2 separate regions of the Mus musculus genome follow, and region 1 is linked to region 2. Evidence: chromatin loops called from intact Hi-C (ENCODE). Cell type or tissue: left cerebral cortex. All regions are shown on one strand. Each heading gives the region's core, and the rest is flanking DNA. Links, peaks and the distances in the headings are about the cores only. Region 1 holds the start of Dpy19l1 (dpy-19-like 1 (C. elegans)). Region 2 has its middle 94 kb from the start of Gm39311.

What was found. A loop is a pair of places that touch in the nucleus more often than their neighbours do. Peaks named below come from ENCODE experiments on the same cell type or tissue, not always from the same donor. Only the 100,000 strongest peaks of a DNase experiment are listed, where the experiment ranks them.
Region 1: it touches region 2 in a loop (2.6-fold over the local background); 2 of 42 quality-filtered maps call a loop at or near these places.

What each region holds. Positions count from the first base shown.
Region 1 is chr9:24,494,645-24,510,501 of GRCm38, reverse strand. Dpy19l1 (dpy-19-like 1 (C. elegans)) reads left to right here and starts at 7,362. Exons shown (of 23, transcript NM_001359948.1): 1 at 7,362-7,663. The coding sequence starts at 7,372. LOC115487153 (a long non-coding RNA gene) reads left to right here and starts at 7,969. Exons shown (of 2, transcript XR_003948106.1): 1 at 7,969-14,534. In left cerebral cortex, for the core only: CTCF peaks have their summits at 5,870, 7,248, 8,639 and 10,517; DNase peaks (open chromatin) are centred at 7,206, 7,792, 8,739, 10,595 and 3 more places; H3K4me3 peaks cover 3,309 bases; H3K27ac peaks cover 1,748 bases.
Region 2 is chr9:23,667,570-23,683,426 of GRCm38, reverse strand. No RefSeq gene overlaps it. Among named protein-coding and RNA genes, the nearest start is that of Gm39311, 94 kb to the right of the region's middle. In left cerebral cortex, for the core only: a CTCF peak has its summit at 8,403 (motif pointing left); DNase peaks (open chromatin) are centred at 7,462, 8,414 and 12,595.

The sequences.
Region 1 (15,857 bases), core at 3,091-11,090, 830 kb before region 2:
TAAGTGATCAGATGCTGTGGAGGAGAGGACCTTAGAAAGTGAGTGATCAGATTCCAGGGCAGATGGAGACGTGTTCCTATGAAGCTGATAATGTGGAGGCTACTAACACCTTGGCAGGAGAAGAGCTGTAGAATATTATATGTGAATGCCAGGGTTCCAAGAGCTTGGGAGGAAAATAAGGACACAGAGACGGCAGGTAGAAGAACTCTACTGAGAATATTTATGGGTAAAGGAAGAAGAGGATGGTGCTATTGAGATACTGCTTTGAAAGGGAGATGCTACTTAAGATAGGAGATGACTGGCCATGCTTGTGACTGTTGAAATCACCAAAAAGAAGCAATAGTGAACCAAGCATCTAGTTGATAGTGGATAGAGTGAGACACCAAGATTGTAGGATGGTATAGGCTGTCCACTAGAAGAGAGGTTGGGCATGTAAAGGAGCCTTTCTCTCTTTTGTGAAAGGGAAGGAGACCAAGCGTGACTCTGGAAACATAAGACAGTTCCTTGTAGACGTGTCCGGTGGCTCCATGGTGTGGGTGGAAAATCCCTCTTGTATGAATGAGAAGGTTAGTGACACGTACACCTAACTATAAGACATTAGGAGATGCTTTTTCCACTTGCTTTGGTGAATGGGGTCAGAAGAATGTAAAAGATAGCTGTTAGTGATAGAACTAAGGATCCATAGGGATTCCCAACCTTCTAAGTTGTGGCATTTCCCCAGCATTCCTTACAAAGATGGATGTGGATCTCAGAGCTGTACAGTGAAATTATCCTATGTGGGTGAGATGGAATCAGGCAGGGAAGGGAAGTAGAATTCCACCAGAGTTGCAGTGGTGGGCCTACCACTGATTCAGAGTAAGAGACAATGAGAAGCACTAGATTGGATAACTTGGATTGTACAATACAAGGCAAAGGCAGATGGGGGCAGTGAAAAGGTACATGAGGAGGGTGTAAACCTGGGTAGATAGATGGATTAGGGATGCTGGGGCCTGGAGAAGGAGACAGAAGGAACCGAGAAGCCTGTTTTTCAGAACTGTGAGGACTTGGTAGGGTTTGCTACAGTGAGTTATGAGTGAGGAAAGGAAGGGCCATCTTGAAGGACAAGTACTACAGATAGGGGGGTTCAGAGGGGTGCTGAGGGGGCAGAAAGGAGCTCTGACAAAGTACAGTCATTGGATGTATGAGCCCACCATAGAAGGTTCTAGGTGGAGATCATGGACAAGGGCTGAATGTGATGGGAGCCAACTGGAGATCTTGGAGAGACTGTGACAAGGCTGAGTAAAGGAGTCTCTCCGGTGTTTTCCTGGAACAATTTTTTATTGCTGTGACGAAATACGTGAGATAAGTTAAAGGAAGAGAACTTTGTTTTAGCTCATAGTTTCAGCCTGTAGGCATTTGTCTCAGTTGCTTAAAGGGGAGGTGAAGCAGAACACCTGGTAGAAGCACGTGGGAAAAGGACCCAGCCTACCTTGTGGCTGTCAGAAAACAGAGGAAGGGCTAGGGATCCCACTGTCTTCTTCAAAGGTTATGTGGAGATATGTTTGACCCACTTTGCTCCCAAATACTTATGTTCTATAACCAGCCCCATCTCCTAAACACTTTAATCCCCCCCAATAGTGTCACTAGCAACAACTATGCCTTCAACACATAATCCTTATGGGGACAGTTAAAATCAGAATTATATCGTTATGTACCTGGCCCTGAAAGCTTCCTGTCAATCTCACAAAGCAAAGTGCATTCAGCACTTTCCCAAGAGCCACCAAAGTATTAAAGTATCCAGTATCGTTCAAAATCCAATCCAAAGCCTCCTTTGAGATCTAGGGGAAATTCTTAGCTGTGGACAACTGTTAAGTTGTTTAAAAATAAGTTACATACTTCCAACATACACTGTCACTGGACAAACATTCATGTTACAAAGAGAAAGAAAAGAATATCAATAATTCTGGTCAACCCCCCAGTCAGAAAACATTAATTTCTATAGTAACAATATCCTCTCAGTCATGCCCCTACTTCCAATATTACTACTATCTGAGAAATCAAGCCCTTAACCTATGACCCTTTGAGAGACAGGGACACAACTGGATATAGTCCTATGTACTGGTGATATTTTGTGAGAATTAGTTCTAGTTCTCCTCTTTGTCTGGGGGCAAGTGAGAGGAAAGCTTGAGATTCTGGTAAAGAGTTAACAAAAACATGCTAGATACTAGCAAGTTCTGGTCCAAAGAGGTTAGCAGTGGATCCTTGTTTTCCATTAGTCCCAAGACCATTATCAATATGGACGAGTCTCAGAATGTTGGGTGCTGTCTGACCCAGGCAGATCTGAGAGCACACCGAAAGTCACATAATGGGCTGTGAGTTCTGAACATTTCACAGCCCATTCATAAGGTAACTCATAATCAGTCCCTTCTGTAAAGTTTTGCTTTTATTTCCTCAGATGAAGTCACGAAAGTTGTACCCAAGCTGTGCAAATACATGGCTTAGGCTGAGCCCAGAGTGTTTCCTTCTTGGTTCTAACTTCTCCTAGGCCTAAGCCTGGAAGCTTCTAGCCTCTGTACAATCTAATTTTCCAAGTTGACTGATTCGATTCAGTTTCTCTAGGCTTCTGACTAAATTGCTCTCCCTGGCCTCATACTGACTTTGGCACTATGTTCTAATCTTCTTGATCTTCCTTATTCTCTGACTCATTCTGCCTTATCTGTGTCTAGCTTTCTCTCTCTGTATTCTGTCTGTAAGAATGCCCTTGTAAAACTACCATACCCACCCACCACCCTCCACAAACTTTTTTCTTTCTTGCTGCTCTAAAGTAGTCTCTTTTCATTTGCTGTTCTCATGTGAGTTGGCTGTATCCCATCTCTCACTCAGTCTATCAAATCTTTCTCTGATTCATCACTTTGTCTGCCCCACATCACTTTCAAACATGACTGCTTTCTTCTACAAACTGACATTACCTTCATTGTTAGGGATTAAAGATGTGTACATAAAGCATGTATATATTCCAGCTGGGTCATATCTTTAGATATGAACTCTTGCCAGAGCAGCCATGTTACTGGATTAAAATTCCTCTACACATTCCTTTATTCCAAACAGGATTTCAGATGGCCATATTAAATCTACCAAATACAGGTTTCAGAAATATGTTCTCCCTGCTTACTGTGATTCTTCCACATTCCTTCCTACTTACAGAAAAAAAAAAAATCTATGCCTAGTCTACATTTCACTTCCCTGTGAAAACTCCTCCATCATGCCAGCCGTCACATCTTTTTAATTTAGCCCTTATGTTCTAAATAATACACTTTGTTATGTGAGCATATTTTGTTCTAGTTTATTTTGCCTCACCAATTAAACCTTATGCTCTTCCAGGATAGAGATTTGACATATGAATCTTTAATGTTTTTAATATATGCTAAGGCACTTGGGACCTAGTAAGCCTTCAATAATTGGAATTATACTTTAGTTTAATGGACATGCACTTCTGCCATAGAGTGATTGTCTGAGTGCTATGACTAAGCCTAATAATAAACTCTCTGGGGAACACTCATGGGGGCAGGAATATTTTAAGTTACAAGGTCAGAATCAAGAAAGGCACAAGATAAAAAAAATATAAAAAGCAATAAAGTAGCAATTTATATATTTTCTCCCCACTTTAGAGATACATTAAAGCAAATACAATGACAGGCTAATGTTGGAGCTTTGCCTGAAGCCAGTTGCTACACAGATAGATCTTTTGTACCAATTTAAGTTTCAGTGAAGTGACAGGATTATTCTGGTTCCTGTCTTGGTAGAAGCAGCTGTTGAGCCAGGAAACCAGAATCTGGAACTAACTTTAGGGCACTTCTTTAAAATAGAGCTCAAATGATCTTGCTGAAGAGAATAAAAATTAGCACCAGAGACTCCACATTTGTCTGTTACCTATGAATAGGAAAACAGTGGGGTGGAGGGAGGAAAAGGCATTTGAAAGATCCAAAATAGAGCCTTAAATGATAACACAGAGGAGGCCAATTCCTAGCACGCCCCCCGCCCCCTCCCGCTTACTTTCTTCATTACTCATTACTAAGTTTTACCTTTCTGGATTACTTGTCTTGCTTTACGATTTAATACTTTTAATCTTCATTCTATGTCTACTTCATCTTTATATCATCTACCACTTATTCTTATAGGTGCACACAAAGTGTCTTCAACACATCCATGGGCAAAGTATAGTTTTATAGTGAGAATTGGATTGGTGTTTTGTTCAGGAATCAGCCTTGGAACATTTCTTGAGTAGTAGTAGTTCTTTTTGATTCCTGGCTTAGATTCTTTGTCTCAGGCTAGTATTCTATAGCATCGCAGTAGGAATTATCTTTCTGGTATACCATTAAAGCATAGAAAGCATACTAAATTTAAAGTCATATATGCCAATACTTAATTTAAAGTCATTGTAGCCTTGTCTTAATTCATGTGAGTGTGCACATATAACTTTTTAAAGATTTATTTCATTTGTATGAGTACATGGTCACTGTCTTTGGACACACCAGAAGAGGGCATCAGATTCCATTACAAAAGGATGTGAGCCACCATATCGTTGCTGGGAATTGAACTAAGGATCTGTGGAGGGGCAGTCAGTGCTCTTAACCTCTGAGCCATCTCTTTAGCCCAACATAATTTTTTATTAATTAAGAAGTAGCTTTTAGTTTGTCAGTTTTTAAAAAAATATCAATCACTATGTGGTAGGCACTGGTCTAATAATACAGAGACAAATAAACTGTATTCCAGATCTTCTAGAGTTTTAAAGGTTAAATCAAGTCTGGCATATTCTCTAAAGACTCCATTTTCAGTTCTACCACTTCCCAGAGCAAAACATCCTCCCTCTGAGGAGCAGGGCACCAGGAGTGGCCTGCTATTGTATCTAGGCTTAGTGATTCATGAAATGGATATTACTTTGTAAAGCACCTGTTGGAAGCAGGGTCAGTGAGTGATTCAGGTCAGATCTGAGAAACCTGACACCCAAGGAGTCGAGGACCATTAAAGTCTAGGGTGGCTCTTGATTTCCTGCCTCCGCTTGTGAGCCATCTCTTGGCTCAATTCTAAATAAAAATTCTTCTTATCCCAGAGAGGGGGAAACGGAGATTCAAAAGGTGAAGGGTGTGAAGAGGAGAGTCGTGCCAGGCATCAGAGCAGGGATTCCAACCTGGGTCTAGAAGAAACAAAAAATGAAACCAAAAAACAAAACCCAAAACTCAAACCAAGCACCATCCCCCTACCCCCACAGTTCACACTTCCCTTACTTGAGGTTTCCTGAGGGTGCATCACAGGAGAGGAATTAAGATCTACCGGGTCTGCCCCACCCATAAGTAGTCCTTTTCTAAGTCAACTGAGCAAATTTTCAGCCATGTTCTGAGCTTGGGTCAAAGCTGCAGCTAAAGATGACTACTAGAGAGATTTGGTTTCTTCCAGAAACTCAGGTCATGTGGAGAATGTTCAAGAGCTAGGAACATCATGTTTGATTATGCTGTTTCCTGTACTCATCCATTCATTTACTGAACAAGAAAATCATCTAACAGAATTGTACCAATTAATCAGTCGCCCCTCCCCCACCACAAGTTTTCCCCCACAGAGCCCAGAAAGCACTAGGAAACTTTTTTCTTTTTGTACACACTTTTAATTTTTCTCATACAGTATATTTTGATCATTTTTCCTCTCCCTAATTTTTCCCAGAACCTCCCTATCATTCAACTTCTTACCTCCCAAATCTTTTTAAAATACCACTCAAAAGCACAAAAATGAAACCTGGAACAAGCAAAAGATCAGTACAACAACAACAAAAATGTCAAAGTAAAACAAAAACTCCACAAACAACATAACCACAGAGTTCGTTTTTTTGTGTGTTAGCCAACTACTGGTGGGCCCAAGGACTGCCCTGGATTGTGGGTGATATAACCAGTGACACTCCATGGAAAAACTGATTGGGAAGCATGCCCCACATCTCAGGGACAAGCAATCCAATACTGTAGCTCCGTGTGTCTTCTAATTAATAAGTATGCTAGTGATGAAATTACTGTTATTGTCTTTGGCAGACACTGAAGTAAATTTCTTTTAATCTGGTAGGTTATAAATTTAGTATCAACCCTAGAAATAACACTCTATCAACCTGATACCTTATTTCACAATATAAGCCCCTGTATGACACTGTCAATCATTTTTTTAAATAGAGGTGTCTTAAACAGTTGTTCCTTGTTTTCAATACATAACTTAATAATCAAACTCAGGAAACTTACAAAGTGTAATATAGCGGTGAGTCCTTTAACAAAATCCATTCTTTGTGCCTGAGTTAATGAATGCTCATATTAATAAAGTCGTGAGCAATAGAAGCCAGAGCCTCCTGAAACCCCTGTAATTACTGTGGAGAAAAGTGAAACGATGTGCCTTGATTTCCAGCATCCAGACTTTTTGGAACAAGCTCATTTGGACAGGAGCCAAGAAATAAGTCTCGCTGCTGCAATTCTCCAAGGCTTTGTGCAAATAGCAATGGGCTGGAGGCAAGGAAGGTTAACTTGGAACATATTCTTTTTTTTTTTTTTTCTTTTTTCTTTCCCTGGGCTTCTTCATTAACTCCTACATCCTGCTATGAGAAAATTCGTTTTCAAGTGTCACATCTTTTAGCCGGTTTCCATACTTTCAGTATACATGAGGTAAAAGTAACACGTGGATAACCTTCCCTGACAGGCCCTTTTCATTTATGACTTGAGTTTGGGTTCCTACCCAGGCCTTCAGATTACATCCTCGCTCCGACCTACCGGACACTTATTTGAATACTCGGTCCACTCCCTGCTTCTCATCCTTGAACCAGAAACCTGGCTGTTCTGAGTGGCGAGGTCACACTTTTACCCCGTTAGTTTCTTGCACAAGCCTAATGCACAGAAACCCCGGAGTGTACCCACGGCGCCGTTCCGTGGCCACTAGGTTCCCGCCCCGCGCCACGCCGCCTCACAGCCAGATCCCCGGTTCCCGAGGGCGCACTGCCGCTTCCGGGAGGTCGTCCACGCTACTCCCCTGGCCGCCGGTCCCGCCCCGCTGGTAGCCCGCGCGTGCGCGCTTGGCCGCTGGAGCGCGCCCGGGCGCGCGCGCCGGAGGGGCGGGGCCGCGCCGCTCGCAGTTTGTCCCCGCCTCCGCCCCGCGGCGTTCCGTTGTCGCCCTGGCAACCCGAGAGCGGCAACGGCGGAGGCGCGGGAGTCCGGCGCCGCCTCTCGGCCGCCACGCGGTAGGCAGCGGCCACACGGCCCGCGCTGTCCCCGCCTCCCGGCCCGCCCTCGCCGGCCAGAGTGAGCGACCGCCAGTCCGCGGATCCCGGCCGCCGTCCGGGCGCGCGCAGCTAGCGGGCGCGACTATGCCAAGATGGTCCTGCAGGCGCGGAGCAAGCACCGGGACGCGGCTCCCAGGCCGCCCCGGTCGGCCCGCTCGTCGCCGCCGCCACTGAGCGGGGCATCCGAGGTGGACGCCGGGGAGCTGGGGTCGGAGCGCACGCCGCCGTCGCCGGGGCGCAGGGGCGCGGCGGGCAGGAAGGGACCCCGCGCAGGGACCGCCGCGCCCGCCCCGGACGGCCTCGCGGGCCGCCTGGCGGCCGGGCTGCACTGGGCGCTGGGCCTGCGGCGCGGGCGCGGCCGGACCTGGAGCACGCTGCTGCTAGGTGAGCCAGTTAGCAGCCCTCTCTGACTTTTCCCGGGACGCTCCTGCCTCCTCCCTACTCCTCCCCGCTCCTTCCGGGGCTCAGCTCCACACATCCTCTGCCCCGCGGTCCGCCCGGGCTTTTAAAAACATGGCCCCGAGATCAACAGCTGCTCGGCTGGCCGCGGGCGGGCTGGTCCGCGCCGAGGAGACTGGATTCTGCCTGCATCCACAGTCCACTCTTTACCCCTGGCCCAGCCGCTACTTCGGAGGATGGTTTGCTTGGTGATGCGAGCGATTCCTGGAGCTCGAAATACCCAGGTTTCCTGACTTAGAAAGTTGCCAAACTTATAATTAAATTTTAGCGTGCTTTTTCCCTTCTTGGCCGCAAACACTGAGGGTGGCACTTCGTGGTTCTGTCACTTTTCAGGCTGCGTCGTGTTTTGGATGCCCAAGCTTTAACCTTGCCTGCTGGCATCTCTTTACCTTCTTCCATGCACCAAATGGATGGGATGTAACTTGTGCCTAGAAGAAATAAAGTTGAGGCATTTACGTGTGGACTATCTTCTGGGTTCGTTTTCTGTGACTTTGTCGGATAAGGCAAGTTTATAGAAGTTGGATTAATAGGCCTAATTTTAACAAGCCCTTCATAAGGATTCTGTGATATTTTTGCCACGATGGGATTTAGTTGTTGAATTATGTAGTGATATTTTCTTACTATCTTTTCCCTGTTGCTTAATGACCTCTAAGAGTTTGGGGTGCTTGAAGTTTGGGGTTTAGACAGACAATACAGCAAAATCAGCCTTCCTGTGGGGCCAGCCTCTTCTGCAGCTGTATAGTTATTGAAAGCCAGTCATGGCTGTGTGTTTGTGGGTTCAAGAAGGCTGGCATCGTTACTAGGATTTTTTTTTTTTAAATACTTGGGTCAAGATTTGGCAAATTCATTATTTTCATCATTCCCTCCTTCAGCAGCTAGCTTGAGAACATGGCAAGTGTACAGGTTAAATCCACCTTGGGGAGGCAGCGTGGTACAGTGGCTGAGGTTGAAGGCACTCAGCACTGGTGCAGAGTGCTTGATTTTGGTTTAAGTCTCACTTTGAGGGCCTTCCTTCTGTGTTATATGGAGTTATCCCATGCCCTGCTTACCCAGGGATGTCCTGAAGAGCAATACCAACTCCTTGGGTGATGCATGTTTGTACCCAAAGCATTTTACAGCATCAGTTCCTATGTAAAAGCAAATGCATAATCCTGATTTCTGATCCCACGGCAGAAGAAAGCTCCAGCGTTTGTGAACGGCTAGTACAAACAGCAACTGTAGTAGAGTAAGGGATGACACTGTTTATTTTAGGGAGAGACAATAATAGATTTTAAAGGGTCCTGTTCTTTTCATGTTTTGTGGTACAGTTCCTTTGGGTTTGCTTATACTGGATGGCTTATATTTGGGTTTACTAATGCCCTTGCAGAAATACTGTTTTGTTCAATGCAGGTGGGCAGCATTTCTCTTGACTTGCTCTTTTTGACTTTGTGAGTGGAAGTACAGTGAATGTGGCAGGCCGTAGTCTTAGGTGTACCCTGGATAGAGGTCACCAAGGGTGGGAGTTAGGAGGAACACCACAGTCTCTGTCTTCTCGCTTGGCCATCTGCTGTGAGACCACACAGCACCTGGAGAGAATGAAGGCTCTGCTGAAGGATCAGGATCTGGTGTCCTTGGGTCAGTTCTGGCCCTGTACTCTCAAGGCCGGTATCCATAGTGATTTCTTTTGTACCACCATGTTGTGGAAGCTCAGAAAGCCACTGACCCTGCAGAGGGTCAGCAATTTCCATGTTTTTGTAGGCTGTGTAACTAACTACATTTCCTCCGATTGATTTCATCCCCCGGTGTGTGTGAGAGTTGCATCTCAGGGTGGAACTTTTAAAATAACTCCTTGGTCTTAACATGGTGAGAGGTTTTGCTAGTCACTTGTTGCTTGAATTACTTATAGCTGCTCAACTCTAAAAACTACATATTAAGCTGTGATAAAATGGCTTTATTCGTATTTTATAATAAATTTCCTAACTTGGAGTGCCATTACAGCAGCACATGTTAGAACTGGTTAGAGCTTTTCTTCATGTGTGCTGGGCACTGATAAGTCACTTGCCAATGTAGCTCTTCCATTGTTGGGCAGTGATGAGCATTACCTGTTTTAATAAGTACGTTTGATTTTCTTATATGTGAACATTGCTACTTACTTAATGGTGATGATTAAAGAGGCTCAAATTGTTTATTTTTAGTAGTTTCAGTTCACTTGCTCCCAGCTACAGGAGACAGTGGCGGAAGAAGAACCTTGAAAATGTTTTTCAAACTTTCCTGACCACAGAAAATAATATACATTGCCTCTAACCTGCTCCCACCATAGGAAGCTCATCTTAGCCCATAGATATGTCTGTATAGATTTCTGTGTTGAGGCAAGAAGCACTAATAATTGAGCTATCTTCAGAGGTAAGAACAAGGTTGAGAAACCTACAAAGGGTGTTAAGGCCGTGGACAGTAAGGCTCTACTACTGGAGAAGAGTGAGGTGTGGAGAACTGGCTCTGTCAAGATGTGTGCTCAGCTGCGCTTGAGGGAGCCCAAGAGGAGTTACACAGCCTTTCCACACTCTGGTCTCCTGCTTGTAGTGACCTTGGAGGCTACTGAAACAGGCTGTAGAGTCAACCTCCTGGGACTGGGGTCAAGGCCAAGAAATGATAGACAGTTATCAGCATGGTTCCAGTTCATATTGTCTTTCAATAAGTTCTTTTTTCTTCTTTCCCTCTGTGCTGGTTAATTTTAGCTGTCAATTTGACACTGCTTTAGAATTACCTGGGAAGAGAGTCATAGGGACTATCTATCTCTTGGCCAGTAGGAGGTTGTCTTTACTGTTGACTGAGGGAAGAAGACCCAGGCAGTTGTTTGCTGTGCCATTCCACTCCCTAGGCAGGGAGAGAGGAGGAAGCTGGGTGAGAACAAGTAAGCGAAGATGAATGCCTTGCTTCTGTTCTCTGTGCTCCTCTGTGAGTGTGATGCCCTTGCTCTTAGCTGCCTTCCCCGCAGTAATGGGCTGTAACCTGGGATTTCAAGCCAAGGGAACCGTCCCCTCTCCCGTGTTGCTTTTTGTCAGGATATTTCACAACAGCAAGAGAAATGAAACTAGGACTTCTGTACAGGCCATGCCTCTCTTCCCATGCCTGCTTCAAATTTGTTGGGCTTCCGAGCCAAGAATTTAGCCTTTTAACATTTAGTTTAGAAAATGTGTAAGATGAGAGATTTGCATTAGGCCAGCATTTCTTAACCTGAGCTGTATACTGGAGCTATCTGAACCCTTAAAATGAACCACATATCAGATGACTTAATTGTGTATCTAGGGGTGTGAATATGGCAATGGGGGAAGTGTTGTAATAGGTTTTTTTTCCCGCCCCCCGTAATAGTGCTTAGTTTTTGGTGCTGGGAATTGACTTTGGGGCTTCATGCATGTTAAGTAAGTCCTGTATCTCTGAGCTTTTTGAAGCACATGAGTATCCCTGGGAAATGGAATTTTCATGGCTGAAGTCTACTGAAACTGTATACCCCAACTTTTATTTATTTATTTTTCATTTATTTACTGTGTGTGCACACCCACACACATGCATGCATGTGTGTATATGTGCATGTGTATGTGCATGTATAAATGTATGTGTGTGTATATGTATGTGTGTGTATATGTGCATATATGTATGTGTGTGCATGTGTGTGTGTGTGCATATGTGTGTGTGTGTGTGTGTGTGTGTGTGTTTGTCACAGTGCTTGTGTGTCAGGATAGCTTGCAGGTATCAGTTCTTTCTTACTGTGTGAATGTCTGGACTAGAACTCAGGTTGTCTGGCTTCCACTGAGCCTTCTGCTCTGCTCTGCCCTCTTTGTTGAAATAGGCACAAGAACTATGCAGTTGCTACAGTTCCCATAATCTTTATTGTTTCCTCAGAGTGGGGACTATTGGTTGCAGTTGCCTGAATGAGACTCATCTTTCTTACACCTACCTATGTCCTCCACCTTATTAAAAGAAGGAGGAAAAGTTCTGGTAGTTGGAGAGGGCTCTGTTTCAGGGTGAAAGTGAGAAAAGTGTGTATTGAACATGTACACAAAACATGCTAGCAGTCCAGGGCTGTAATATAAGATGCCATTTGTAAAAATTGTTAAAAGTAACTAGTGGTTTGAGTAAAAATGGCCCCGATGGCCTCACATAGTTAAATGAAAATGCATGGGAGTGGCATGAATCTTTAGGGAGTGGCACTGCTTTAGAGGGATTAGGAGGAGAGGCCTTGCTGAAGTAGGTGTGGTCTTGTTGGAGGAAATATATCATTGAGGATGGGGTTTAGGGTTTCAAAAGCTCAAATCAGGCCCAGTGTCTCTTCCTGCTACCTGTGGATCCAGATGTAGAACTCCCAGCTCCTTCTCCTGCACCTTGTCTACCTGTAGGCTATCATGCTTCTTGTCATGCTGACAGTGGACTGAACTTTCTAGCTGTAAGCCAGCTCCAGTTAAATGCTTTGCTTTATAAGAGTTGCCATGGTCATGGTCATGGTGTCTCTTCACAGCAATAGCAGTGACTAAGATAGAGGTTATGTCACTTTCACACTTCCAGCCTGGTTCCCGTGGCAACTGCTTGAGCTTCATGATGTTTTGGGTGGGACTGTCCTGTGCTTTGCACAGGGTTTAACAGCATCCCAGGTTCTACCTAGTGACACTTCTCCAGTGGTGGCAGCCAGAATGCTTCCCAAATACTGCCCAATGTAACTGGGGAGGCAACCGCCATACTGAAACTACTCTTTCAAAAGGCTTATGAGAGCCTGTGACTAGCCAGGGACAGGAAGGAAGCCTAGAGAGGCAGAGAGCTGAGTCTGGCTGGGCACTGGGACCTGGGATGGGCCATCAGGGTTGTGGTGTGGTGTGGTGTGGTGTAAGCCACCTGGTATTTCAAAGCTGACCTGCATTGGAAGCCTGTTTCTATACTCAGAAGCTGTTTCAGCTCTCCCCCACTGTATTATTATTGCCTTTTCTTTAGGATGGGGATAGTAAGTGCTTTGATAGAGTAAAAGAATAATTGAGATAATGCATGCCAAGTAGTATGTGTGGTTTCTTTATATTCTCCATGTGCCAGGTGCATCTGGGAAAAATATAGACAACAAAACTGTACTCCCATGGAGCTTAGATTCTGGAAGTAAGAAGAATATATGACTACTAGGTGGTAAGAACGTTGGAGGAAAGGAAAGGCTTCTGCCTTACAGAAAGTGAAGCAAGGTGAACAGATAAAATCCCAAAGCCAGGGAATGTCCACGTTAGCAAAGCCAAGAAAAGCCATGGCATGGTGGCCTGTGCTTGAACTTTGCTCTACGGTGAAGACGCAGTGGCACCTACCTATCTCAAGGCTGAGCTGCTGTGAACTGTGAGGATGACAGGGTGCATCCCAAGGGCGAAAGGGAAGGGAGGAGCATGTCGGTCCCCCTGTCATGGAGAAAAGCTGGGTGTATTCCCGCAGCAGTGGAAAGCCCCTAAAGAGTGTTGAGCAAGACAGGGTCATGTGTACATTTGAATTTTGAGAATTCTGTGCTAGAAAAATGGATTGAGGCAATGCAAAGACAAGGGAGACCTTTATCCCCACCCTGAGGTGGGGCTCTGCCAGGGCCCTCACAAGTTGCTGGCGTGAATAGAGGGCATGGATGGCTGTGGAGATGGTAAGAAGGGGATAGCTTTTAGATGAAACTGGTAGAACTTGGGGATGAATAGATCTGGGTGTGTGGGAAAGGGAGGGATTGTTTTCTAGGGGAGACAGTGGAGACTGGAACAGGAGAGGTTTGAGGGAGAAGAGAAAAGATTGTTTCCCAGACACAATGTTCTTCAGGTATTTGTGGGATCTCCAGTTGGAAATGTCTAGAGGTTCTGACCGGAATAGGCAGTGGTAAGTTTCCAGCTATCAGGTGGTATTTAGTCAGGGTTAGTTGACTTTGTACACCACAAACATACTGGGGTTGGGGGCAGTGCTGTGAATGAACTCATTTAACAGTAGCTTGGGCCTGACCATGGCCTTGTGACTGTCATAGTTACTAAAAAGGGGATCTGAAGCACATAGGTGCTTAGTTCCTTATGCAAAGTCCCTCCTGGAATTTTTAAGGACAAGATTCGAAGCCAGGCCTCATGTCTTCTGAGTTCACTTTCTTAACTACTATGGAGTGTCTCATCCAGTGAGCATGCAGCAAGTGGACACATAGAAACCCCCCCCCCCAGCCTGTTCTGAGAAACCTGGGCAGTTTGAAGGACAAGCGTCTGCCTTGATCAAGGCAGAAGAAGTAAGGAAAAGGAATTATATAGAGAGAGGGATATCAGACTGGAGAGGAAGCAGGTTAGAGCTTGGGCTGTAGGAGGAGAGAAGCTGAAGTGTGAAATCCAGGAAACATTGGCCCCTCCTGTGCTGATTTTCAGGCAAGAACTTGGACCCAGCCTAGCAAGCAGCTGTAAGGGTGTGCTTGTGTTAATTACCGGAATCCCATCAAAGCCAGAGAAAAGATGGAAATTTGGGGTTTTGAAACCAATTTCTCTCTTTTTAAAATAGACTTCTGGTTAACCCTTAAGAATATTTAGAATCACCTAAATATGCCTTATTAATAAGGTGCTCTAAATATGCGGTCTCTGAACATCAGGTGCTCACAGGCACTGAAGCTGCAGCAGTGAACCTTGTTAGTATAAGGCTGTATTCCTTATTTGTGATTGCTTTTGTCAATAATATGAAATCTAATTTCTCTCTCTCTCTCTCTCTCTCTCTCTCTCTCTCTCTCTCAACAGCCTCATCCTACTATGTTGTATTAGTGTCTCTTAATGAGTGTGAAGATGCATTAATGTCTTTTGTAAGTTTATTAATGACATTTACATTTCATAGACTACAGAGCTTTATTATTTACATATTTCTTTCTAAACTTATATTTTGGGCTCATCTTTTACCATTAGCTGAGATTTACCATTGGGACATTTCTAGGAGATAATTTGTTACTTTTCTTCATTCCAGTGCTTACCAGTAAGTAATCAGAACTAGTAAAGTCTCATCCACTTTCAGATGCACACCGTGAATCCCATGAGGAAACCAGTTTCCTGTGGGTGATCTTTTCTAATTCAGATAAGAGTCATTTCAGAAGAGTATATTTTAAAGTAGAATTACCTTTGGGAATGCATCAGTTTACAACAGTTGTAGAATGTGCTTTAATAATAATACTTTTTATTTTCTTACCACTATTATGATTAAGTGAAAACAAGAACTAAAAGGAGCATGATTGCTCCTAAGGGGTCTAGGCAGAGGCAGAGACATGTGGGAGAGTCCAGAGTGGACATTGCCAGCAGACTGGACCTGGCCATATGAAGAGATTGCAGAGGGAAAAGGGAGAGGGAGGGAAGGGAACCAGGAACAGTGGCCAAGAGAGCAATGGACCAAAAGGTAAAAAGCGGTGACTAATCAAAATGGTTGGGTTGTGTAGGGAGGAAGAGTCGGAGGAAGTGTTCAGGGTAGGGGTGGGTTATGCCAGCCAGGAGGATCCTGCTACAAGTAGACTGAGACTGAAGGATACTGGGAGAACCTGGATATGTTAATAGGCATCCCAGTTATCCTCTTGTTTGAGGTTGAGACCTCAACTAGGCCCTTTAGTGGACAGTGAAGTTGTCCATCTTTGCTTAGTGTCGTTCCCCATGTTTGACTTCCTTCTGAATTAGCTAGTTGTTAGTATGCCTGCTAGCACCGGTGCCATCACAAGAGGAACTTAATGTAGAGGTGACTGTTGATATGACTGTCACCCAAAGCATTGACAAGATTTGTATTTGGCTCACAGCCTGATGACGATTTAAATGCTCATTAACTGTAGCGTCATCTGAACCTTAGAGCACAGTTTATGTGTAAGTTGACCAGACACTTTTAGAGTTTGTTTATAGGTGAATTTTTAATTTGGGAAGATTTTCATAATGGATAAAAGTGAGGTTTTCTTTGTAATTTTGTAATAATTAAAATAAGTATGTGACTGCTCCATCCTCATTCTTGCTCCGCATAGTAATTAATCATGCCTGTCTATACAATTCTCATCATGTCTCCGCTGGTCTACTAGTTACAATTTGTTTTTAGAAGACCTTGATATTTTTTTGTTCCTAATGTTTGAAATCTATATAAATCTCCCAAGTAATGTTATTAT
Region 2 (15,857 bases), core at 4,816-12,815:
GGAGTGGATGAGAATGAAGATTTTCAACTCAAAGGACCAGCAAACATCTTCAACAAGATTATTGAAGAAAACTTCCCAAATCTAAAGAAAGAGATACCCATGAACATACAAGAAGCCTAGAGAACTCCAAATAGACTGGACCAGAAAAGAAATTCCTCCCGACACATAATAATCAGAACAACAAATGCACTAAATAAAGATAGAATACTAAAAGCAGTAAGGGAAAAAGGTCAAGTAACATATAAAGGCAAGCCTATCAGAATTACACCAGATTTTTCACCAGAGACTATGAAAGCCAGAAGAGCCTGGGCAGATGTTATACAGACACTAAGAGAACACAAATTCCAGCCCAGGCTACTATACCCAGCCAAACTCTCAATTACCATAGATGGAGAAACCAAAGTATTCCACGACAAAACTAAATTCACCCATTATCTCTCCACGAATCCAGCCCTTCAAAGGATAATAACAGAAAAAAACGAATACAAGGACAGGAACCACGCCCTAGAAAAAACAAGAAGATAATCCCTCAACAAAACTAAAAGAAAACAGCCACAAGAACAGAATGCCAACTTTAACAACAAAAACAACAGGAAGCAACAATTACTTTTCCTTAATATCTCTTAATATCAATGGTCTCAACTCCCCAATAAAAAGACATAGACTAACAGACTGGCTACACAAACAGGACCCAACATTCTGCTGCTTACAGGAAACCCATCTCAGGGAAAAAGACAGACACTACCTCAGAGTGAAAGGCTGGAAAACAATTTTCCAAGCAAATGGTCTGAAGAAACAAGCTGGAGTAGCCATTTTAATATCGGATAAAATCGACTTCCAACCCAAAGTTATTAAAAAAGACAAGGAGGGACACTTCATACTCATCAAAGGTAAAATCCTCCAAGAGGAACTCTCAATTCTGAATATCTACGCTCCAAATGCAAGAGCAGCCACATTCATTAAAGACACTTTAGTAAAGCTCAAAGCACACGTTGCACCTCACACAATAATTGTGGGAGACTTCAAAACACCACTTTCATCAATGGACAGATCTTGGAAACAGAAACTAAACAGGGACACAGTGAAACTAACAGAAGTTATGAAACAAATGGACCTGACAGATATCTACAGAACATTTTATCCTAAAACAAAAGGATATACCTTCTTCTCAGCACCTCACGGGACCTTCTCCAAAATTGACAAATATAATTGGTCACAAAACAGGCCTCAACAGATACAAAAATATTGAAATTGTCCCATGTATCCTATCAGACCACCATGACCTAAGACAGATCTTCAATAACAACATAAATAATGGAAAGCCAACATTCACATGGAAACTGAACAACACTCTTCTCAATGATACCTTGGTCAAGGAAGGAATAAAGAAAGAAATTAAAGACTTTTTAGAGTTTAATGAAAATGAAGCCACAACGTACCCAAACCTATGGGACACAATGAAAGCATTTCTAAGAGGGAAACTCATAGCTCTGAGTGCCTCCAAGAAGAAACGGGAGAGACCACATACTAGCAGCTTGACAACACATCTAAAAGCTCTAGAAAAAAAGGAAGCAAATTCACCCAAGAGGAGTAGACGGCAGGAAATAATCAAATTCAGGGGTGAAATCAACCAAGTGGAAACAAGAAGAACTATTCAAAGAATTATCCAAACGAGGAGTTGGTTCTTTGAAAAAATCAACAAGATAGATAAACCCTTAGCTAGACTCACTAAAGGGCACAGGGACAAAATCCTAATTAACAAAATCAGAAATGAAAAGGGAGACATAACAACAGATCATGAAGAAATCCAAAACACCATCAGATCCTTCTACAAAAGGCTATACTCAACAAAACTGGAAAACCTGGACGAAATGGACAAATTTCTGGACAGATACCAGGTACCAAAGTTGAATCAGGATCAAGTTGACCATCTAAACAGTCCCATATCACCTAAAGAAATAGAAGCAGTTATCAATAGTCTCCCAGCCAAAATAACCCCAGGACCAGACGGGTATAGTGCAGAGTTCTATCAGACCTTCAAAGAAGATCTAATTCCAGTTCTGCACAAACTATTTCACAAAATAGAAGTAGAAGGTAGTCTACCCAACTCATTTTATGAAGCCACTATTACTCTGATACCTAAACCACAGAAAGACCCAACAAAGATAGAGAACTTCAGACCAATTTCTCTTATGAATATCGATGCAAAAATCCTCAATAAAATTCTCGCTAACCGAATCCAAGAACACATTAAAGCAATCATCCATCCTGACCAAGTAGGTTTTATTCCAGGGATGCAGGGATGGTTTAATATACGAAAATCCATCAATATAATCCATTATATAAACAAACTCAAAGACAAAAACCACATGATCATCTTGTTAGATGCAGAAAAAGCATTTGACAAGATCCAACACCCATTCATGATAAAAGTGTTGGAAAGATCAGGAATTCAAGGCCCATACCTAAACATGATAAAAGCAATCTACAGCAAACCAGTAGCCAACATCAAAGTAAATGGAGAGAAGCTGGAAGCAATCCCACTAAAATCAGGGACTAGACAAGGCTGCCCACTTTCTCCCTACCTTTTCAACATAGTACTTGAAGTATTAGCCAGAGCAATTCGACAACAAAAGGAGATCAAGGGGATACAAATTGGAAAAGAGGAAGTCAAAATATCCCTTTTTGCAGATGATATGATAGTATATATAAGTGACCCTAAAAATTCTACCAGAGAACTCCTAAACCTGATAAACAGCTTCGGTGAAGTAGCTGGATATAAAATAGACTCAAACAAGTCAATGGCCTTTCTATATACAAAGAATAAACAGGCTGAGAAAGAAATTAGGGAAACAACACCCTTCTCAATAGTCACAAATAATATAAAATATCTTGGCGTGACTCTAACTAAGGAAGTGAAAGATCTATATGATAAAAATTTCAAATCTCTGAAGAAAGAAATTAAAGAAGATCTCAGAAGATGGAAAGATCTCCCATGCTCATGGATTGGCAGGATCAACATTGTAAAAATGGCTATCTTGCCAAAAGCAATCTACAGATTCAATGCAATCCCCATCAAAATTCTAACTCAATTCTTCAATGAATTAGAAGGAGCAATTTGCAAATTCATCTGGAATAACAAAAAACCTAGGATAGCAAAAAGTCTTCTCAAGGATAAAAGAACCTCTGGTGGAATCACCATGCCTGACCTAAAGCTTTACTACAGAGCAATTGTGATAAAAACTGCATGGTACTGGTATAGAGACAGACAATTAGACCAATGGAATAGAATTGAAGACCCAGAAATGAACCCACACACCTATGGTCACTTGATCTTCGACAAGGGAGCTAAAACCATCCAGTGGAAGAAAGACAGCATTTTCAACAATTGGTGCTGGCACAACTGGTTGTTATCATGTAGAAGAATGCGAATCGATCCATACCTATCTCCTTGTACTAAGGTCAAATCTAAGTGGATCAAGGAACTTCACATAAAACCAGAGACACTGAAACTTATAGAGGAGAAAGTGGGGAAAAGCCTTGAAGATATGGGCACAGGGGAAAAATTCCTGAACAGAACAGCAATGGCTTGTGCTGTAAGATCAAGAATTGACAAATGGGACCTAATGAAACTCCAAAGTTTCTGCAAGGCAAAAGACACCGTCAATAAGACAAAAAGGCCACCAACAGATTGGGAAAGGATCTTTACCTATCCTAAATCAGATAGGGGACTAATATCCAACATATATAAAGAACTCAAGAAGGTGGACTTCAGAAAATCAAATAACCCCATTAAAAAATGGGGCTCAGAACTGAACAAAGAATTCTCACCTGAGCAATACCGAATGGCAGAGAAGCACCTGAAAAAATGTTCAACATCCTTAATCATCAGGGAAATGCAAATCAAAACAACCCTGAGATTCCACCTCACACCAGTCAGAATGGCTAAGATCAAAAATTCAGGTGACAGCAGATGCTGGCATGGATGTGGAGAAAGAGGAACACTCCTCCATTGTTGGTGGGATTGCAGGCTTGTACAACCACTCTGGAAATCAGTCTGGCGGTTCCTCAGACAATTGGACATAGTACTACCGGAGGATCCAGCAATACCTCTCCTGGGCATATATCCAGAAGATGCCCCAACTGGTAAGAAGGACACATGCTCCACTATGTTCATAGCAGCCTTATTTATAATAGCCAGAAGCTGGAAAGAACCCAGATGCCCCTCAACAGAGGAATGGATACAGAAAATGTGGTACATCTACACAATGGAGTACTACTCAGCTATTAAAAAGAATGAATTTATGAAATTCCTAGCCAAATGGATGGACCTGGAGGGCATCATCCTGAGTGAGGTAACACATTCACAAAGGAACTCACACAATATGTACTCACTGATAAGTGGATATTAGCCCAAAACCTAGGATACCCAAGATATAAGATACAATTTCCTAAACACATGAAACTCAAGAAAAATGAAGACTGAAGTGTGGACACTATGCCCCTCCTTAGAAGTGGGAACAAAACACCCTTGGAAGGAGTTACAGAGACAAAGTTTGGAGCTGAGATGAAAGGATGGTCCATGTAGAGACTTCCATATCCAGGGATCCACCCCATAATCAGCATCCAGACGCTGACACCATTGCATACACTAGCAAGATTTTATCGAAAGGACCCAGATATAGCTGTCTCTTGTGAGACTATGCCGGGGCCTAGCAAACACAGAAGTGGATGCTCACAGTCAGCTAATGGATGGATCACAGGGCTCCCAATGGAGGAGCTAGAGAAAGTAGCCAAGGAGCTAAAGGGATCTGCAACCCTATAGGTGGAACAACATTATGAACTAACCAGTACCCCGGAGCTCTTGACTCTAGCTGCATATGTATCAAAAGATGGCCTAGTCGGCCATCACTGGAAAGAGAGGCCCATTGGACACGCAAACTTTATATGCCCCAGTACAGGGGAACGCCAGGGCCAAAAAGGGGGAGTGGGTGGGTAGGGGATTGGGGGTGGGTGGGTATGGGGGACTTTTGGTATAGCATTGGAAATGTAAATGAGCTAAATACCTAATAAAAAATGGAAAAAAAAAGTAAAATGATCTCCTCTGCTCACAGATTTGAATACTTAATACTGTGAAAATGAAAATCTTCTTTTGTTTTTGTTACCACTCCTCCTGAAATCTCTGCCACCTCTCCCCTCTTAGCTTCTCAAAATTTCACCCTTTCTAACTTAAAAACTACTTCATAAAGTCTTTTAAATCCTTCCACAGAAATATGATAACTTTCTCCTATATATTCTAGAACATTCTCCTTTTCTGCTTGGTGTTTCCTTGGTGTTCCTTGTCAGGAGTTATAGCTACTCCTAGAGTTGCTGAAGTGTCTTACACTACGCCTGTTGAGCAGAATGCTCTAAGTAGGTTCTCTTATAGTGCCATGAGACTGTAAGAACACTGGGGTTACTTACTTTGTCATTTTCACTCAAAAGTATTTCATGATTTGAGAAATCTATATACTGTATTTTGATCTTGCTCACTACCTTCCCCAGTTTCCTCACATTCTTACCCAATTTTGTGTCTTCCTTTTTTAAAATCATCAGGTTTAATTTAAAATAATTTTTTAGATTTATTTATTTAACGCATATGGATCTTTGCTTGCATTCTTGGGCCTCACGTATGCCTGGTGCCCATGGAAGTCAGACAGGGAATTGACTCTTCAGGAACTGGAGTTACACATGATTATGAGCCCCCGTGTTGCTGCTTGGAACTGAACATGTGTCCTATGCAAGAGTAGCATGTGCTCTTAATCACTGAGGCATTCTCCAGTCTAGTGTGTGCTTCCCATATGTTCTTGGGTGTAGAGCTATTCACTGCATTCACTGTTGTACCCATGGTCAACATACCATGGGTACAAACTTAAAGAAAATTGACTGCTCCCTCTTCTGAAAGCTGTCAATTACTAATATCTCCTTTAGGAGGATTTCATATACACTTCCCACCTTCATGGTGGGAGTTTTGCTGGCTTAAGCTTGTGCAGGTTTTGTACTTGCTGTTATGACAGCTGAGAGTTCATATGTGTAGGTGCCCTATTATGTCTGGAAAACTGTTTCCTTATAGTCATTGACCACTTCTGGCATATATGATCTTCACCCCCTCTTTATGAACCTTCCAAGAAGGGTCCCATTTAGGACTGAGCATTTCTCAATCTCTTACTCTATACATATTGACCAGTTGTAGATCTCTATATGTTAATCAAAATCTTATAAATAGGAGCTTCTTTTTCCAGAGTTGAGAGATACATTATTCTATGGATATGCACAAAGTCTGATAAGTCATTAGGAATTGTGTTACATTATGCCCATTGAGCAGAATGCTCTAAGTGGGTTCTCTTTATAAGAGAAGTTTCTCTTTATAAGAAGGGCCTGCAACGTGCCCACAGGTTCTTGGCTCCAGTAACAGTGGCAGATATGGGATTATGTTTTGGAATAGTTCTTAAATCCAAAGGGAATAGTGGGATAAAAAAGAAGTAAATGGTGTTGGAGATGGGGGTGGTGGTCTAAAAGAGGGAATACTGAGAATAATAGCAAACATAAAAAGAATTCCTGAAAAAAAATCATAGGAAAACCTTCTCCAAATAAAAAACACATACACAACTGATAGAAAACATGTCATTCTTGTCTTTCTGGTCATGGGTTACTTCACTCTCAATGATTATTTCCATATCCACCCATATACCTATGAATTTTATAACTTTCATTCCTTGATCCAAACAATGAACTATGTTCCATTATGTAACTATATCACATTTTTGTTACCCATTCTTCAATTGATTCAGTTTCTTTCCTACTATAAATTCAGTAAAAACGAATGTGGATGAGCAGATATCTCAATAGTAGGATATGAAGTCCTCTGAGTACATGTTCAAGAGAGGTTTATCTGACTCATGGTAGATCCATTCCTAGCTTTTTGCAGAACCTCCATATTGATTTTCATAGTCACCATACCAGTTTGTATTCCCACTACCAGTAAATAAATGTGTTCCTTCCCCCACACCCTCCTCAGACTTTGTTTTTATTTCTTATTTTGATCTTAGCTATTCTTAGGTAAGATGAAACCTCAAAGTAGTTCTAATTTTCATTTCCATGATGTCTAAGGGTATTGAACAATTTTTAAAATGTCTGTCCTTCCTGTATCCTAATCTCCTAGTCTCTAGCCTACTTCCCTGTGTTTCACACATTTGTTTTTGTGTCCCAGATGTTTTCTCCTCTCTAGCCCTACTAACCCCCAGCAAATTTCTACATCAGACGTTGATTGATATCATCCACACTCATACCCCTCTGGTTACCTTCCACCTGCCCCCACTCCCACCTCTTCAAAAGGAACCCTGGATGGGTTTAATTTCTCCACTGATACTAATTACATGTCTCCACAAAGACAAAATACCTACAATTTGTTTTGGCTTAACTACATCTTTATAACTGATTGCTTTAAATAGGTGTTAAATTTAGGACCATATTCTCAGTTACAGAGAACAGTGGCATGTAGGCATAGCTCCCCCACATGAACCAAATCTGACATTCCAAAAGAAAATGGAAAAACACAGCTCAGCTACCTTGCTGCCTTGCTGTCTTGCTAAGGTCGTAGGCTCATAGGCTCCAAGAAACAAAAGTTGTCTTAAGTCTCTCTCTCTCTCTCTCTCTCTCTCTCTCTCTCTCTCTCTCTCTCTCTCTCTCTCTCTCTCTCCCCCTCTCCCTCCCCCTCCCCCCCTCTTTCTCTTGCTGTGTGTGTGTGTGTGTGTGTGTGTGTGTGTGTGTGTGAGAGAGAGAGAGAGAGAGAGAGAGAGATTATATACTATAGCTCTTGAATGTAAACGCTCCAATTCTGGCCATAAGCTAAAGGTACATCACTATTGGGAGTCATGGGAGATACCTTAGACAAGGTCAGAGTCCAAAGCTTCTTTGCTGGACAGGTCACTACTTTGGTGACTATGAGTGGGGACTGCTTGAAGACGCTGGAGGAGGGAGAGGAAGACACAATAGAAGAGAGAAAGGTAACAAGCATGACCAGCAGTGCCCAGAGCACTTTGAGTCAGATAGCTACAGAGCAGAGCTTCAATGCTCAGGGGTTCAGGAGCAGCAGGGCAGGGCTGCTAGGTCCAGTGCTGCAGGAGGCTGCAGGGCATCTTTATCTGCACTTTGAGCTCCTGCCTCTCGCCTTCCAGGCACGGAATGCTACCCTGCAAAGTCAACACTTTATTTGAATAACAGTTACACCCCGTCCTAAGTGCTTCTTTAAACGAGAGTGACATTTTAAGCAAATTTTGTTAATCAAGTCCCACTCCTTGCATGAAGGAGGGGACCAGATCAGGAGCTACAAGGCAATCAAGTCAGTTCGAACCTTAGGAGGATACTGTGGGCCAGTCTCCCCCTGGTGGACAGAGAGCGGCCCCTTTCACTCCGAAAAAGGCTTCATCAGAAGCAGAGTAGCTGTCTCTTGTGAGACTATGCCGGGGCCTAGCAAACACAGAAGTGGATGCTCACAGTCAGCTAATGGATGGATCACAGGGCTCCCAATGGAGGAGCTAGAGAAAGTACCCAAGGAGCTAAAGGGATCTTCAACCCTATAGGTGGAACAACATTATGAACTAACCAGTACCCCTGAGCTCTTGACTCTAGCTGCATATGTATCAAAAGATGGCCTAGTCGGCCATCACTGGAAAGAGAGGCCCATTGGACACGCAGACTTTGTGTGCCCCGGTACAGGGGAACGCCAGGGCCAAAGGGGGGGAGTGGGTGGGTAGGGGAGTGGGGGTGGGTGGGTAAGGGGGACTTTTGGTATAGCATTGGAAATGTAAATGAGCTAAATACCTAATAAAAAATGGAAAAAAAAAAAAAAAAAAAAAAAAAAAAAGAAGCAGAGATGAAATCCAGGCCGGAGCTGAGGAGGCTCCATCAGGAACAACGCCTGGCTTTCCCACGAACTAAACTGAGTCGCTGCTTGAACGTTCACTTGACAAGCAAACCTAAAGCGGTTCTTCTTTTCCCTTTGTCTTTTCTTTTTTTCTTTTGTTTTTTTCCCCTATTTTCAGGGGAGAGGTCCTGCTAAGAATTGATCCTCAAACACATGTTAGGCAAGCATTTAATCACATACTTATATACGATTATGTAACAAGCTAGATATAGTTCTATCCCAATAATTCATCACTGATTCTTTGAATATGTCTAATGTGTCTCTACAGTGGAGAGAAGTACAAATAAGATGGTTTTACAGGGCTGGTTTCGAATATTTGAAGTCCTTTTTGTGGGAGGAGGAGAAGCAGGAGGGACGAGTGAGAGATTAAAGAAAGATGAGCCCTTTTCATAGACAAACTGCATCCTGATGTCATCAACCAGTGCATCCACAGTGGCACATCAGCAATCCAGCCAGCAGACTCAGGTCCCACAGGATGTTGTGGGGTTTGTATCAGTGTTCTCTGCTGTAAATACCCCTGTCAACCAGCAGCCTTGCTGCCCACCCTCTGAAGTCTGAGCAGGCATCCTCTGCTCCAGGTCACACTTCGCACAGTCTCCCTGGCAGATTTCCTGGCTTTCAGGGAAGCTCCAGAAACTCTGGGAATAAAGCTCCCAAAAGTGACCCTGAGGTGTATGGAAAACATCTCAGGGGTGCACACACGCACACAGACGCACAGTATACATGGGAGTATACTGGCACGTGGTACACACGGGTCACACTGGCACACAATACACACAGGTGCATACTGGCACAACAGTAAACATGGGTGCACACTGGCACACAATACACATAAGTGCACACTGGCACACAGTACACATGGGTGCACATCAGCACACAGTACACACAGGTGTACACTGGTACACAGTATAAACAGGTACATATTGGCACACACAGACAAAAAATACCCATGGGTGCACTCTGGCACACAGTATACACCAGTGCACACTGGCACACAGTACACACAGGTACACATTGATTCAACTCACAGGTTTGCACATTTCTCTTTCTAGATGAAAGCCTGAAAACTGGAATCCATCTAGTTGTCAAAGTATCTGTAACTCAAGGAATTTTGTATACCAGTCATGAAGACTCTCATTCCACTAGTAAAACAGGTGACAGCAGTAGCAGCTGGGCTGAGCAGCCAGAACGCTTAAGTTCAAACACCCTGGGTTCCTTAGAAAGGCAGCTGCATCTTCCAGCCTCAACTTTCTCTTCCATAAAATGGGAATAACACACAATAATAATAATAAAACTTAACACATTGAATTAATATATTAATGTGGTATGCAATATGCTTAGCAACTTGCTAGACACATGTTAACTGTTCAATAAAGTAACAAAAAAACAGAGAAGCTGTGGAATGTTCCATTTCCAAAATGACAGTTTGGGCAGCTTGTATCTCTTAATAATGTCTTAATATTTTAATATGAGATACAGGCTTGTTGGTATCTTTTCAAAGAAAGATATGTGATCTCTTTGGAAATTTTTAGCATGGACCTACATGGATAATGAATTATATTACAGCATTATATAGTTTTGAAGTAAATAGAAACTTGAATTATTATACAACTGATTTCAATTCATAGGTTAAAAATAGTGCAAATGAATTATGAAAACTTGGCTTTCTGTGAAATTCACATATTCTATTCACCTTTTAATTTTAGGCTAATTCTATCAAGGCACCTGAGTTCCTTTTAAGCTTTCTTATTTTTTCTCTTTTCTCTCTCTTCCTTCTTGTTCCTTTCATCTTCACCCTCCTCTTCTGCCTCATCTCTCTTTATCTGCCTGCATTTCATCAAATTCTCCAAGGTTTATAAAAGAAAATGCCAAGAGGCTGCCTCTGTGAAGAGCATCACCCTGCAGCCAGATTGCCAGAGGGCTCTTTCCCAAAGCCAGTGTTGTCTGTTGGAGACACGGTGCATCCCAGGCTTGTACTGCCTAACTCAGTGCAGAAGTGTGCATCACAGACTTTTTCTCCCTGTACCATTGGATCAAAAACTTCTTGAAGATGAGAACATGGTCTCACATCTGACAGAATACGACAAAATAATATTTTATGAGGAAAGAGAAGAAGACACAAAGGTATTGAAATGTGGCGCATTTTTTTTTTTTTTTTTTTTTTTTAGTAAGTCCAAGCTTTAGAATCTCCAGAGGCCCTGGAAAGGGCATTGTGCATACTTGATGTTCCTTGCTCCCCTGGAGTCCGCTGAGCAAACTGTCTAGGATCAAGAATGGTAGACATGAGCTGTGAGAAAAATAATTCCAAGTCCTTTGACGACTAGGAGAGAGGACTCCAGAACTTCAAAAGGCCATAAAACACAGTGACACAAACCTAGAAACAGTGTGTGGCTGGATTTTTTCCAAAGAGTAGGACACAAGGACTTGGCTCCTAGATAGGTCCCGAGACCTCCACTTGGACCACAAGAGAAAGCAGAGCAAGATGTAGCCAGGATCCATGTTCCCAGGACATGAGGGATTGTGGTCAGCCTAGTTCTAAGAGTAGAAATCAGATATGGCATTAGGGGGTTCCCTTCCCTACATGCTCTATGCACCCCACTTCTGGCTGCTAAAGCCATTTTTTAAACCTTCCTTCCTCACTATGCCTTCTCTGAGGCCATGATAGGTAGACTCATTTTGACCAGTGCAATAACTGAACCAACAAATTGTATGAGCCCGTTCTTCAACAGTGCTGCAAGAATAATCCAAAAGTGATCCCTGGGGTGTTCCTGTGTCTAGACAGAGGATTCACAGATCTAGGGAGGTTTTTAAAGAGTCTTTGACTCATAAAAGGTGAATGATGGCTGGTTTAGGGCCTCTAAATTCTCCCCTTCCCTGTGAGTCTGTCCAGGATTCACTTTTAGAAGAAAGAGTCTTTGGAATCTACCCCTGGACTTGAGCTGTTCACAAAAGATATTTCCTTTCTGTCATAGACCTGCAGCCTTAGACTCTGGTCCCTCAGAGGGTACTTTCTGAAGTGACTGAAAGTTCAAAGCTGTCACCAGAGGATGCTGGGATTCTGCAGAGTCAGATGCCTGAAAATTCTAAAGGAGAAGAAATAATTCACTAACCAAAGAGAGCCCCTGGGGCGCACAGACCATTTGACCAGCAGAGCTCCCTTCCTATCCCAACAACAGGATCTGGAGGAGAGTCCGGGTAATGAACTGAGGATCATTAGGAGACAAGGGCTACTCACTCTTTCTCGATCAGGTTTTGATCTTAAGAGAAGGCAGAAAAAAAAAAACTGCCTTATTTTTATCTTTAAAATATCTGGGGACTAGCTTTGCAGTCACTGCTGAGAATAGGCAAGGAGTTTGTCTTTTTGACCAAAGGAACTCACATCCCAGAACAAAGGACTGCCATAGCGATTCTGCTGTTCAGCAAGAGAGTTTACAGAGAGTTGTTTGAGGTCCAGGGGTTAATTAAACACTAAGAGTTCTCTGCAAGTAGCAGTGATTTATTTTCTGTGGAGCTTCGATCTATTCTAGCTTGTAGCAAATTGCACATGTTGCAGAAACACACAGGAGCCCGAGAGCGGCAAAAGCAGAAGCAGGCTACATGCTACCAAGGCTTTTCTTCTTAACCAGGAAGCAGCCTTTGAAATAAGACAGTATCACTTCTCCATCCTTCCAGTCCCTGCCGAAACGACATTGTAATCATAGAAGGCTGTGGCCTAATGGAGGAAGAGAGGAAAGGTGGAGACAGAGGGTGCTGACTATGAACTAAAAGAAAGCACCTCAGGAGATGCTGGGCAAGCCCCTGGGGGAGGCAGTGCTGGTGGTCTGCCTGGCAGCCAGCCCCTCCTCTCCAGTATCGGGAAACCATGGGATTTGGAAACATTAAGAAAGAAAGAAATTCCCCAGCTGTTTCAGAAAGATCACAAAGCACAAAACAAAACAAAACAAAAACCTCCCAAAAGATGCCAACTCTGAAAATCTGTGCACTAACTGCTTTTGCCTTTCTTCCTTCATTGCTCATGAAGCTGAAATAGGATGCTGAAGCAGCAAGCACCAGGACACAGGTGTGGGAACAAAATTCCACACCAGTGCACCAGGACACAGGTGTGGGAACAAAATTCCACACCAGTGCAGCTAGTGCTTAGGAGTTCCCTAAGCCAGAACTCCTCCAAAGTCTTTTCTCCCCAGAAACATCTCCATGACTGTGGTCCTTTCTCTGACTTATCTCTGACTCTAGCTGGCTCCTGACTCAGGCATGCATTGACATCTGCTCTGTGCTGGAGATTCTCATTTATCTCTCTTATCGGAGTTCAGTTTCGTGCTAAAAAAGGCAGTTATCATGCACTCTCTGTTACTCTGTTGAGCTCCATCATCTCCACTTCTCCTTCTGCTAGAGAGGATGACCAGACCTCAGCCATGACTGTTGCTTGTTGAAAGGTGGTTAAACCATGTGTTTATGGATTCATAACGTTGAGTGCACACTCTGACTTGATGCTTTGAATCCAAAGATTAGAGCCTTATACTTTCTGAGTCTAGTTACCTCATCCTTAAAATAGGGTTGATGGTTATCTATGTAATTTATAATGGTTGTAAGAGGTAAACTCTAGGGCTGATGGCAGATCTTTCCCTGTACCAGTTCTTTAGAGAGTAAGAAGACAGCAAATGCTTTCTTTACATTCCAGGCAGGAGCTTCTCTGCTGCCTTCCTTTTGTTTTATCTGCCAGTATTAAAACAGAGATCATATGTGTTCTCTGCAGTCATGGTTTGATGGAAGGCTAGGACACCAGTCGTCTCTGCCCTCCTCCTTAGAAAGACTTGTGTTTTTCATCCAGGGTCCAATGCAATGTTTGAGTCTCATTTCCTGTCCCTGTAATAAAAATACCTGGCAAAAAGAAACTGGAAATGGGAAAGGGCTTATGTTGGCTGAGCGTTCCAGGGTGACACAGTCCTTTCTGATGGGGAAAGCACAGTGGCAGAAGAATGAGGCCAGCTCACTGCATCACTCTGCATTGGCAGTCCTAAAGCAGAAAAAGAACAGGAAGTGGGGAAAGCTCTAAAACCTCAAAGCCTACACCCAGTGACGAACTTCCTCCATCTCCTAAAAGTTTCCTAAGTTCCCAAGTAGCCCCAGAAGCTGGCCATCAAGCGCTCAACACATGAGGGATAAGGGCCATTTCACATTCAAAATCACATTGCCATATCAGGGAAGTTGAGGGGCGCCACCTCAGTTGCAGACAATAAGGTAAAATAAGCTGTGAATCCACTGCATCCAGTAGATTATTTTAAGGTTTATAAAGGATGAACAAAAGAGTATAGAATTCAGATCAGCAAAGGCAACCACATAAAAGTATCCCTTGAAATGGACTTTGAAAAACAGGTGAAACTATAATCAGTGAGAAATGGATGGGAAGGCAGCCCAGCCAGGAGATAAGTCACGAATGTCAGAGGTGGAAAGTGCATATCCAGTTCCCGGGATCAAGAGCAAATTATATCTAATCCAAATGGAGAAGAGAAGGCTGGGTTTCTGTCCTTTGTGTGTCTCTTTCTATGTAACTGAATGTCAGGAAATGGCCTTTTTGGTAAAATGGAAGACAATTGGACAGAGGTTGGAAAGTCAGCCTTGTGGCCTAGAACCATAAGGACTTGCTTGTGGGAAGCGGTGTGGCCACATGGGCCTAGATGGTGCCCTGGCCCATTGCCAGGCCCCATGAACCCCACGTGTTTACTGCCTTGCCGGAGCATGCACAGTGAGGCTGCATGCATGGGTTGCCAGCCAGGCTGGACTGTTCCTGTGACCAATCTGAGCTCATGCCTGGAGCGTGTGTGATTTCTGATTGGATGAGGTGGGGTGGAGCGAGATAAGGTCAGTCGGTGCGAGTATAGGAGGGTTGTCAGTTGCCCTTGCCCTTAGTGGAGAAAGTTGTAAGTAAAGCTGCAAGAAGGACAGGGGAAGAAGAAGCTGCTGGGGAAGAGAGCTGTAGAGAAAAAAGCCACAAGTAGAGAAGTTGCTGTGTGAACCCTCCTTGGTGTCCGTGTGGTTCTTGTCTCCACGGGTTGGAGACTGCGGAGGTTTGCGGCACTTACTGTATTTTCCATGAAGACCATTGTATAGTATTATATGGACCACTAGTGTCCATACAATCATATGCCTCTCTCTCTCTCTCTCTCTCTCTCTCTCTCTCTCTCTCTCTCTGTGTGTGTGTGTGTGTGTGTGTGTGTGTCTCTCTCTGTCTCTCTGTCTCTCTGTCTGTCTGTCTGTCTGTCTCTCTCTCTCTCTCTCTCTTTCTCTGTATGTATGTGTGTGTAGAATATGTATGCAGATAGTATACATTATATCATTTCTGCACATAAATTTAATGTATGTACACACATAATTTTATACATGCAATATGAAAACATACATACAGGTACCAACATTTTTTCTCTTCTTTTCCATAATTTAATCTTTTACTCACTTTATATCCCAATCGCAGTTCCCCCCTTTTCCCCCTCCTCACAGTCCTCCCCTTACAAATTGGTCCTCCCGTTACCCTTTCCCCTTCTCCTCAGAAGATGGGAAGCACGTGTTGGGTACCACCCCACTGTGGGACATCTAGTCCCAGCAGGAGTAAACATATCTTCTCCCACTGAGTCCCAACTAGAAATCCCAGGGAAGGGGATCCAAGGGCAGGCAACAGAGTTAGAAACATCCCCAGCTCCAATTGTTAGGGTACCCACATGAAGATGAAGCTGTACATCTGCTATAAATCTGTAGGGGGCCTAGCACTTTGGTTGGAAATTCAGTCTCTGTGAGCTCCCATAGGCCCAGGTAAATTAACTCTGTGGCTCTTCTTGTGGCATCCTTGACCCCGCTGGCTCCTTCAAGTCTATCTCCCACTCTTCCACAAGATTGCCCA